Linked DNA regions of Homo sapiens: region 2 is linked to region 1. A link is a contact called in ENCODE Hi-C or POLR2A ChIA-PET data. All regions are on one chromosome and are shown on one strand. Each heading gives the region's core, a stretch centred on a gene start or an enhancer-like site at or near the end of the contact. The rest is flanking DNA. Distances are from core to core; before and after follow the strand shown.

Region 1 (5,525 bases), core at 2,197-4,696:
CTGGAGCTGCTCAGGTAGCCCTCCTGGTCCGAGAGAGAATCCTGAGGGCTGGGGGGAGAGTCAAACATGTGAGGGGACTCGGACATGGGCCGGAAGAGGAAGGTGGTCGGGGAGCCACCCCCGGGCAGCCCCATGCTAGGGGCAAAGAGGCTTGCCAGCTCCTGGCTGGAGAAGGCAAAAGGGTTATTGGTGCCATCGGGCAGGGTAGGTGAGCCCAGGAGGTCATCGGCGCTCAGAATAGGGGGTGGGGTGATGGACGTGGGGCTGTCCAGCAGCCCGGTGGCAGCGGCGGTGGCAGCGGCACTGGGAAACCCAGCAAAGCTAAAGCTATGCTGGAGGCGGGGACGGTCAGCGGAGAGGTCCCGGGCCCCGGCCAGGGCACGGCGCTCTTCAGCGTTGTGGATGAAGTGGCAGCGGGGCCCGTAGGGGCAAAAGCCGATGGTGTGGAAGGTGCGGCACAGCTCCGTCTTGTACTTGGGGTGGCGGGTCAGGCTGCGGAGCTCGTGGATGCCGTGTGCGAACTGGCACTTGTCCCCGTACTTACAGGCACCGTTTTCCTCAAAGGGGCGGCACAGCTCCGTCTTGTAGCGGCTGGAGTTGACCTGGCCGCCCCCGGGCTGCTTCTGGGTGGGCAGCAGCCGCTCGCCCCCTTCCGAGAAGGAGCGGTCTCGGAAGCGGCTGTCTCGCGAGCTCAGAGCGGGGGCTGGCTCACCCTTGAGGCTGCTGAGGAGCTGGTTCTGGTGGAACTTGGAGCTGGGCAGGGTGACTGAGTGCCTCCGAGGGAAGCCCCCACCAGCAGGGGTGCCCACTGCCTTTCTGTCCAGCAGGCAACCCCCTGCACTGGGAGCACTATAGTTGAGCATCTTGTTACCCTGGAGAGAGAAGAGAAAGGATGGTAAGGACAGAGGACATCCACCAGGATGTCCACTATGGGCAGCCCCCTACACAATCACAAACGCCCGCTCTTTCTCAAAGAACTCATCTCTACCTCGGCTCTAGCAAGCTCCCTTCCCTCTCTCCCTCCCATAGGCCATTCACCTGGGTTTATTTTGGCCCCATGCGTAAGAAACCACAAGATCCAAACTGTGTGACAAGCACCCTGCTCCATGCTGACTCCTGCAATGCAACCCCCATGTCCTCTGTCCCCAAAGCTACCACTTTAAAGTTCAACTTTTTTACTAGTCAAATAGATTCTTCAACTCAAAATATCTCACACAACCCAGACCTCTCTAGATTACCGCACCCCGCCCCCGCCACCGCCCGCGACAAAAACAGGTAAACCTCAGAAAGGAGTCTATCATAGGCTACGTTAGGTCCCCTTCCAATCAGTCTCTGCTTAATTGATACCCCCTCCTTCAAGACCTGGCCTAAGACTCTCAACTTCCTCCTTCAGAAGTGTTCCCTTCCTTTGGCAACAGGTTTTCAGACTGCCTTTGCTTTTTCTTGTGGGGAGGAGATTGGGGGCCTGGTCTGAGGTTGGGGGAGACAGGGATGTGATTCCTGAAAATAAAACTCTTTGCCCTAAGTTCCCGGAAGAGATATTTTCTACAATAATCTCTCTCACCATTTCCACTCAGCCCTAGCCCACCCCGCCCCCTTCACTGAGAAGATGCCTTTGCAATTAGTCTTTTGGCTGCAAGAGCAAGCTTGGATAAGAGCTCCAGTGTTTAATCTTTAACGCAAAGCTGCAGATGGAAAGGAAAAGGAAAGCACCAACCCCCCTACCCACCTCCTAGTCAATAGCGGATTGGGGGTGGTGGGGATGGGGGCAGAGCCACCAATGGCAGGTTTCTGTTCCAATAGGACCCTGGTCACCTGCCCAAATTGTACCCAAGATTTGGAAATGGTGCAGGTCAGGGACCTAGGAGTTAGTTCCCAGCCCATGTGGGTGTCATTGTGCAAATTCTAATGTTGGTCCCTTAGGATCAGCAGGGGGGGACCGGGAATCTGTAACTGCAACCACCCCACCGAGAGGATTACAGGAACCCAGTCGAGAGCTGGTTCCCAACAATGAGGTTCATTTAAAAAGTCGTGAGGGGGGAGGGGGGCCAAAGAAAGAAATAGATCAAAGAGCGGGAGAGTCGAGAAAAGAAGGAAGAAATGTTGGGGAGCGCTGGCAGCCGGGCTGGCAAGTGGAGTTTGGGAATGTGCAGGGAGGGAAGGAAGCTGAAAAATTCAAACTTTTTAAATGCTACTCTTCAGCTCCTCGGCGTCCCTGCACCCCAACCCTGCAGCCCTGGGGCGTTGGCAGCTGCACCAACAGGAGCAGCAAGCTGGGAAAACAGAGCAACATGACCCGACGTGTTAAGAGAAGGCAAAACACTTCAGCAATTAAAAAGTAGCCCAGCAGCTTCACCCTTTCAAATTGGGAGGGGGAGGTTGGAAAGAAATTTAACAACATCCATAGACTTTTGCTATGTACATTTAAACCGCAGTCCTGGAACATTCCGAGTTTAAAACTTGCTTTTTCAACACTGGCTGACAAGCAACATGTTTTAAGGAGCCCCCCATTAAATCCTTACTCGCGGGACTCTCGAGTTCAAGCCAGCATTTTGTCGCCACCTCCCCCCCCAACCCCGCCCGCAATCGATGAGCCGCAATGCCTCGGCAACACAGGTAAGCGGGTCAACCTGAATGCCTCTTTCACCCCAAAGTTTGCTGCACGATCGGCTATCGCGGGAAGAAGCCCAACGGAGCTAGGGCGGACTCAAGCCCCACTGCAAACTTGTTCTGCAACATCTTTTTGAATCACAACTTGGCCTTTCTTCCTCGCATATCCCCAGCTCCCCCCAAAGAGTGGAGGAAAACATTGTCCCGAGACTCACTTCCCCGAGGGACCTCCCACTCCCAACCCCACGGGTGGGTAATGCCGCTGGACAGACCTAGGGCGCAGACTGGGAACCCGATCAGACCAGCAAACCTGGGATCCAGCAGCACGTTACGTAAAACAGGATCGCCCAAAACTTGTCCCAATCCCAGCCCTCCCCCCGAAGCCCCCGGGCTGCCCTGCCAGGCAAACTTCGCCCCTCAAAACCCTGGCCTCCAGATTCACATGTAATCCCCGCCAGCAACTGTTGAAACTCAAAGGGTGGGAAGGACGGGGCCAAATTCCTTCAAACTTGGGAGAAATGCCGGAGGAGAAAAGAATCATCTCGCTGCACCACTTTCCCCATTGCCTTCCAAGACCCAAACTTTTGGGGGTTCTTTCTTAAGGCAAAAGAAAAAGACTTTTTGAAAAGCAAATGCTCCGCCCCCCTTTACCTTGCATAAAACTTCGCTCAAGTCGAAGATGGTGGCAGACACGAGGGTGGTGGTCATCCTGTGCGTTCGCGCGAGCCAGGGGCGAGGATCTGGTGTGTCGCGAAGGTCCCGGTGCGGGGAAGGCGCAGCCTCTCCTGTCTGGAGTCCCACACGCCAGTTCCCGGCGCCCCTCGCCTTTCTGACTCCGGGCTGGGGCGCGCAAAGCCCAATTTATAAAGTTCAGATTTGGTGGGCCGGGGGGAGGAGGAGCTTTAAACTTATTTAAATGAGGAAGAGGAGGAAAAAGAAGTTGATTGACACTGGAGTTGAATCAGCCATGCGGTCAGGCGGGGAGGGGGGGCAGGGGGAGGAGAAGAAACTTTCAAAAGGAAGAAGGGGGAGGGGAGACGAGAAAAGAAGGCGGAAAAAAAAAACCCCACTGTGAGCCGCGCACAACTTTTTTTTTTTTTTCTTTAAGAGGAAAAGTTTCAAGTCGGCTGACTTCCCTACCCGGCGCTTCAGGCGCCCCCTCTCCGGGGCCGCGCGGGCGCAGAGCGGGAGGGGCGCGCCCCCTCCTTTGTCAGCCTCAGAGCGCGGCTGTGACGTCACTCATTCCACTCCCTCCGGGGTTCTTGTTGTCATGTTGTTGTTTTTTGTTGGGCAGGAAGGCGGGCTCGACTTTCTCTTTTTGCCAGCGGGAGCTGAAGCCCGTCCTTAGCGCCCGGGCCGCGGTTTCCATCTTGAGCTGGCGGTCTCCTTGAAACTTCCCCAAGTGTCTGCACAACTTACCTTTTCCCGACTTCTCTTCGACACTCGGCTCCCTTCGGCAAACCGGGCAGGCCGAGGACATTAGAAATTTGGGACGCACAGAATGTTCAAGCCTAGGATTTTATGTTGCTGTTTTTTTTCCAGCGGGGCGTAGGGTGGGGCGCGCTGCTGGGGGGACTAGGGAAACTTTTTCCCCAGGAGGACATGGTCTGGCGGGGGCGAGCGCGGCACAATTTAGTGCGCCGCACGCGTCGACACTCGCGCTCGCTTTGCAGCCGGCGCTCTCCGGGTGTGGGCGGGTGGGGGGCGCCGCAAAAAAAGACCACAACCCGGGACGATTGTTTGTTTTACCAGGCCTAGGCGTGCCGTTTCTTTTCACGCATCCAATCTTTAAACTTTTTAGTCAAGAAAACCCTAATCCTTCCTGAATGCCCCTTCCTCCCAGAAAAAGCCCACCGAGCAACTCACTACTTTCCACGCGCGCTCCGAATTCTGGGCGGCGCCACAACCCTCCCTCCTCCTCCATCCTCCCCACACACACCTCAAGACTCTAGAACAATGAAAAAAGGTTACTTTGGTAAGAATGAAGGTAAAGAGGTGGAGGGAGGCGGCACTTTTAACTTATTGTTGCTTCTCTCTCGCCCCCACCGGAGTGGAACATATGGCTTGTCACGCTGCGCCGTTTTGGCGGGAGGTGGAGAGGGGGACATGGGAGCCACGAAACCGAAGGGCCCGCAATGGAGCATGACTCCCTTGAAAATGATAAAATATATACTGTTAGGTTTGGATGCCGCCCACCCAAATAAAAAGTTAACGAGTCCCCCACCCGCCCCCTGCGCCTTGGCCCGACTGCTGGCGTGATGACCCAGGCGGAAGTCGCAGGGCTGCGCTTCTTTCCGATTTCCACGCGGGCTCCGCCGCCCCCCTCGGCCCTCGCACGTTTCTTCCCAGCACTCGAGGCCGCCGAGTCTGTTATGAAACCCGGTGCTGCGGAGTGGCTAAGATTGAGTTCCATTGCGATGTAATTAGGTCACCCCATTATGAGCACGTTTCTTTGGAAAGGACGGGGCGGGCCGAAGAGAGCGCATTCTCACCACCCCCAACACACACTTTTTTTTAAAACTGCATTTCTTATTTATTCGTAAACATCTGGGCAAACCCAGCGAAACCTTCCAAATCACAATTGTTTGAGAAACCGGCTGTTTTTCAACTTTGTGAAACCCAACTTTTGCTGCAGCCACGAACCTACGTGATCCCAGCGGGGTCGGCTTTCATTTGTCTCCTCTGCCCGAAATGGATGGCCCCCACTTTAACTCGGCTGCTGCCCCTCGCTTGTTCTGCTGCTGCCCTCCAGCCGTCTGTTGCTTCCCTCCCCCGCTCCCATTTTTCAGCTTTTCTTGAAATCTGGCAAGCGCCAGAAAGGGAAATAACTTCCATCCACCTTAATTTAAATCATTCAAGTGTAGGTTTCTTTCTTAGAGGGATGTTTGCTCGTTCCTTTCCCAAGTGGGTGTTGG
Region 2 (5,847 bases), core at 1,211-3,710, 2.0 Mb after region 1:
TGAAGTTTTAAACTGAATGAGAGGGAGAGGGGGAACCTAAAGATTTGAACATCGATTTGATAGTCAAAACACCAACAGAAAAAGAAGAGCAGAAAAACAAGCGAAGAGGCTATGATTTTGATATTATGTGCTAGTTTTTAAAAAACATCTAAAGATAGGCCAGACACGGTGGCTCACGCCTGTAATCCAACACTTTGGAAGGCCGAGGCGTGCGGATCACTTGAGGTCAGGAGTTCGAGACCAGTTTGGCCAATATGGTGAACCTCATCTCTACTAAAAATGCAAAAATTAGCCAGGCATGGTGGCGGGCGCCTGTAATCCCAGCTACTCAGGAGGCTGAGGCAGGAGAATTGCTTGAACCCGGGAGGCAGAGGTTGCAGTGAGCTGAGATTGCACCACTGAACTCCAACCTGGGAGACAACGAGACTGTCTCAAAAAAACAAAAAAACTCAAGATTAAAGTAACACAATTGCTGGGGTAAAAAATAACTTACAGAGCCAAAAACGTAACTGTTACAAAGGAAATCTTAATATTTAAATATTTAAAGTTGGTCCTTGCTAATGACGTTTTAAAAAATCAACTAAGATGAAAGTATACAAAATAAGGAATAAACAGTAATTAATACATATTAACAATACCTTTTTAACAGATAAGAGATTATGGAAACTCTCAAATACAAAATAGTGTAAACTGCACTAAAGAGATATTTACATGTTTTTTTCTGAAATAAACTAGTATGATTAAGGGATTGTGATGGCAATTTAACTCCCTTGAAAAAAAAAGAAGATTTCATTATAGGGTATGAAATATGGGGCTCCTGGAAAATTGACGGAAACCAGGACACTGGGAGAAAGGCCCTGGGAGGGACCCCTGAGCATGGTCCCCCTGAGATTTGACCAGTTCCAAAGATAGGCAAGGATCTAGAATGAGAAGAAAGAAGAAAATGTATTTCCCAAACAGCCTCACTGTCAAAGGACTGGGATTCAGCCACTGTACCTTGCAATCCTGATCTCCCATGGGGGAACGACATACTTTTTCCTCTCTAATCATCACTTGTCTCACCCCCACTCTCAACACACACATCCCTCTTAGCACATTAATCAGTGAGACTCCTAAAGGTACAACTTCTGAGATATAAGAAATAGGATCCAAGAAATCAACCCGACATTTTACAGGCAACTGAGCCTTGAGTTCACACATGCTTCCGGGACTTGTGAGCCAGCTCAGCCCTGCGGAGACACCCCCATCTCTTTGAAAGCAAATGCCTTTAGGAGGCGGGGACAGGCGTTAGAAGAGGTGGTGGCAAGGTCCCTGATTTGGGGACTAAGGCTAGGACACTAACCACCATCTTGCCATAAACACTTCCAGATTGGGAATGGGGGGCGGCGGGGGGGTGGGTAAGAGAAGGGACTGGGAAACTGGCAAATTCTCAGACTGGGACTTCAGGATGTGGAAATCGGGAGCCACTGCTGAGGTGGCCAACTGAAGGTGAAGAAGCCCAAGCGTCTGAAGTGCGGGCAGGGCCTGAGGCGTCTCGAGCTTATCCAGCAAGCAAAGCCCGGGCAGCCTAAGCGCGCGCCACCCACACCCAGGTCAATCGTCCTCCCCACCCCCCGCCCTCATCCCAGCCCTCGCGCAGTGCTCCCCCCTTCCCCGACCGCCCCCCAGGCCTCCGTCATTCCCCCTCCCCGCCCGGCCCCGCCTTCGCCTTACACTGAATGGGCGGGTAGCAACTGGGGTCCTCGCCGCCGGGCTGGCAGCGGCTGGAGAAGGCGCTGCGCGGGGTCACGTAGTTGCTGGGGAAGATGCCCACCCGCTGGTTCAGCTGCCCGGTCCACCAGCCCTCGTCGCCGGACACCTGCGAGTCCTTGGACAGCACCTCCACCACGTCGCCCAGCCGCAGGGTCAGCTCGTCCTCGCCCGCCGCCTCGTACTCGAACACGGCCGTCCAGTAGGGCAGCGGCGCGTCGCAGCCCAGCTCCCCGGGGCCCACCGCCGCCGCCGCCTCCTCCTCCTCCTCCTCCTCCTCCTCGGCCCCGGCCCCTGCTCCATCCTCCCCCGGCGGGGCGGCAGCGGCGGCGCTCGCTAGGCAGCCGAGAAGCGCTCTGGAGGGCTCCATGGAGCGGCCGATCCATAGGGTGCGGGGCCGCCGCCGCCCGCAGGAGCCGCCGCCGCCTATTGTTCATGCGCCTCCGCAGAGCTGGGAGGACCCCCCCCCAACGACGGCGGCCGCAGGTAGGGCCCGGGCTGGCAGGGCTGGGAGAGCCGGCTCGCCGGCGCTGTTACCGCGGTACGAGAAGAGCGCCGAGCGCGAGCTCTTCGCGCAGCCTAGGGGCGCAGCGGGCCGAGTCCCCGCCTGCCCGCTCGCCCCCCCGGGGGCGGCCTCGTCACCTCTGCCGCCGGTACCTGCTCGCGCAGCCGGTGCCCGCCGCTGCCAGCCGGCCGCCGCTCTCCTCTCCGCGCCGTGCCGTGCCCCGCCCCCCGCACCGCCAGCTCGCCGGGACCACCTGACGCGGGCCTGGCTCCGCCCCAGCCCTGCGGACCCCAGGGGGCTCCGCCCCACGCCCGCCCCGCCCCGCGCCCGCTGCCTTCCCATTGGCTGCGGCCGCCCAGTCCCCGGTTCCTCCGCCGTGGTTGGGGCAGCCTAGCTGGCCGTCTCGCAGGTCCCTCTCACCCCCTGCGCCGCCGTCGCACCGTGCCCTCCCCCATTGCGGGCTCTGTCATTCTCAAACCCAGGTCGACCCACTCTTCCCGCCCACTGGCCCGCCGCAGCTCCCTCCATTGGCTCGCGGCACCTGTCCGTTTCCTGGGAGAGTTCAGCACCTCCCGGCAGGAAGAGGCTCCGGCCTCATTGGGTGCGTGAGAAGGGAAGGGTGGATCCTAAAAGGTAATACTGAGCCTTCATTCAAACTAAAAGGCTGGAAGGGAGGCAGCTGCCTTTGTTTGCCATGGATGGGTAGGGGCTGCACTGAGCAGCACCGGTGTTCTTCATCCGGCTGCACCCCCAACAGAGCTCTTTCTTCCCCAGATCCCTTTTACAGTTGGATTCTCCCTCTTGGATCTGGCTCTGCCTTAGTCCGACCTAGAGGGATCAGCTTCGCCCACGCCCACTCTCACCCGGAACCTTTCATCTCTTATTGAAGCCTTTTAGGCCCATTGGGATGTTCATTAGAACTCTGAAAACTACAGTTCTCCCCTTTATGAGGACTGCACCACAGCTCGCCCTCTCCTGGGTTCCGGTAAGAAGAGATTCCAATACCACTCTTTTTTCAGAATTCAGAAAGGCAAGAGACCACCTTACTGAGCTTCAAACTGGGGCTGGGAACGCTGCCATGAATTGGGCTTGGTCTGTCTGAAGGGAGCCACCTTTTCGACAATCCTTAGACTTCTTTTGCCTGTTGGAATTACACCTTGGATCGTGGCGAAGTCTATAGAGGTCAGATTAAGAAGAACCAAAGCAGAATAAACGTAGAACCCGATGCTGAGTTCACGAGTGAGGACGACCTCTTCCTATATGCTTTGCTATACCCTGCGTTTTGAACATTAAGGACGAGATAGGAGGCCCATAATGTTTCTTCTTGCTTTAATCCTGTCGTGGCAACGTTGACTTCCAGTAAGAAAGGTTCTCTGATCTTTTTTTCTCTTTTCTTTTCTTTTCTTTTCTTTTCCTTTCTTTTCTTTTCTTTTCTTCCAGGGTCTCAGTTTGTTGTCCAGGCCAGAGTGCAGTGGCGCAATCTCGGCTCACTGCAGCCTCAACATCCTAGGCTCAAGCCATCCTCCCACCTCACCCTCCCGAGTAGCTGGAAGTACAGGCTCGTCTTGAACTCTGGGCTGAAGTCATCCACCTGCCTCGGCCTCCCAAAGTGCTAGGATTACAGGCCTTAGCCACCTCACCTAGTCCTCTGAAATTTCTAAATAAGCCAGTGCTGAAGGATCTAGCCCAACTTCTACCAAACTTTGTTACCTTTTCCCCTTCAGTGGTAGGAATAGACATGATTTATTTAGCAAGGGTGAGTGCTTTTGTTGAATTTTAGTTTGGGGTTTATTATTACACAAACTAAAGACAGCGGGGCAATTTGGAAAGATAACTAGGCAGCTGCATGACTTCAGGCAGGTGTCCTAACACTGTACTCTTAAAGTGAGGGGAGTGAACTGGAAGATATCCTGTGTCCTCATAGTTTGAACATTCTGTGGTTCGCTCATCAATATGACTACACTGTATAGTCATAGCACACATTTGAGGTCTTGAAGAAGAGAGATGAGGCTTGTTCTAAAAAGCATCCAGAGTAGGTCTTGAAAAAGGATTTCTGTTTAAGTAAAGACCTAAAACAATGCTCAGATTCCTATTATACATAGGATCCATGAACTGGAAAAGATATGGATGAGTCTGAGTAAATTATCTAGGTTTTGTTTTAGACAAAACCATTCCACTGTCAAGCAGCAGAGAGCAAGGGAGTGGGGATGGAGGTATATTGTGTTTTTTTAAAGGCCATAAGAAAATAATTGTCTTGATAAAATTTTAACTTAGGACTGGGTATGGTGGCTCGTGCCTGAAATCTCAGCAGTTTGGGAGGCTGAGGCAGGAGGATCACTTGAGCCCAGGAAGGAGACCAGCCTGAGCAACATGGCGAGACCCCTATCTCTACAAAAAATGTTAAAATTTGCCAGGCATGGTGGTGCAAGCCTGTAGTCCCAGCTGTTTGAGAGGCTGAGGCAGGAAGATTGCTTGAACCTAGGAGGTCAAGGCTGTAGTGAACAGTGTTTGCTATACCACATTCCAATCTGGTGACAAAGCAAGACCCTGTCTCAAAAAAAAGAATTTTTTTTAACTTGAGGGAAAAAAAGTTTTACAAACTGTAGACACACAGCAAAACAGAAACAGGAAAAAAAGTACTAAAAAGAGAAAAATGTCAGTAGTGGGTCTCTAAGTAGTCGGATTATGAGTAATTGGGTAAGTTTATTGTCATTTTGCTTCTCCATAATTTCGTATGTTCTACTATTTAGTTTTGTGGATTCCTTCCCACTCCCTGGGAAGAGGGGAAGAGAGGAGAAAAATCATTGATTCTTCTCAATAGGAAAACTAATTCCCTGTGCAACTTAAACCTTTAATACCATAGCATGTGTTTAGAATCTCATAAAGAATCATTCATCAAACATTTCAACAAGTCATTCAGTTAATATTTGTTGAATGGGTAAGTGCTAGGAATTCAAATGAGGGTAGATCTTTCAGACTAAACTTGTCTGGCAGGGTTGCATGGAAGAAGCAGAACCAGAACTGGTCCTGGAGGGGAATGGGGTGGAGCAGGGAAGAGTGTGTTCAGGAAAGGAGGGTGGGAATAGGCACAGCCACAGACGTAGGAAAGCATGGAGAGGGGACCATTTGGATGGAATAGAAGGATGAGAAAGAACTGAAAAGATAGGTTGAGACCAGACTGTAGAGGGCCCTGTAATCACTTGATTCACACTAGTAATTATGTAATTGATTATTTGTAATTATTTAATGTCTGGTGCATCCACCATAAGGGTAGGAACCAGTCTGTCTGGTTCTCCACAGCTCTCCCAGCACCTAGAGAGTGCTTAGCACATAATTGACTCTCAGTACTTCTTTGCAACTGGATGGCTGACTTGAATCCCAGGCGAAGAAGCCTTGGTTTTGTTCAGCATGTAAAAGATTATCACTGAAAGGTTTTGAGTAGGGCTGTGGGGTGATCAAATACTGCCTTCCCTGAGGACTAGAATGGATGAGGAGATGCTTAAGTTGGGCATTGAAAGATATGTACAACCTGATTAATAGAGAATAAAAGATGTGGAAATAGAAATTAATGTAGTGGGTAGCAATAATAGAAA

Evidence for each region. Hi-C counts contacts between places; a loop is a spot of excess contacts on that map. ChIA-PET counts read pairs that join two places held with the same protein, here RNA polymerase II (POLR2A). Pooled maps may share reads with other maps.
Region 2: a pooled map shows a loop between it and region 1 (7-fold over the local background). The contact joins the promoter of MAP3K9 here to the promoter of ZFP36L1 in region 1. A Hi-C loop is called at or near these places in 5 of 50 pooled maps. POLR2A ChIA-PET finds 5 or more read pairs at or near these places in 2 of 52 experiments (CD8-positive, alpha-beta memory T cell and WTC11).

What each region holds. Positions count from the first base shown.
Region 1 is chr14:68,789,621-68,795,145 of GRCh38, forward strand. ZFP36L1 (ZFP36 ring finger protein like 1) reads right to left here and starts at 3,447. Exons shown (of 2, transcript NM_004926.4): 1 at 3,262-3,447; 2 at 1-872. The coding sequence starts at 3,318. RefSeq lists enhancers at 108-167, 178-257, 365-980, 5,068-5,525, 5,275-5,434 and silencers at 3,605-3,674, 3,695-3,894.
Region 2 is chr14:70,807,053-70,812,899 of GRCh38, forward strand. MAP3K9 (mitogen-activated protein kinase kinase kinase 9) reads right to left here and starts at 2,461. Exons shown (of 12, transcript NM_001284230.2): 1 at 1,714-2,461. The coding sequence starts at 2,119. It overlaps MAP3K9-DT (MAP3K9 divergent transcript), which reads left to right and starts at 1,732. Exons shown (of 2, transcript NR_184164.1): 1 at 1,732-2,235. RefSeq lists an enhancer at 1,023-1,082 and a silencer at 2,023-2,662.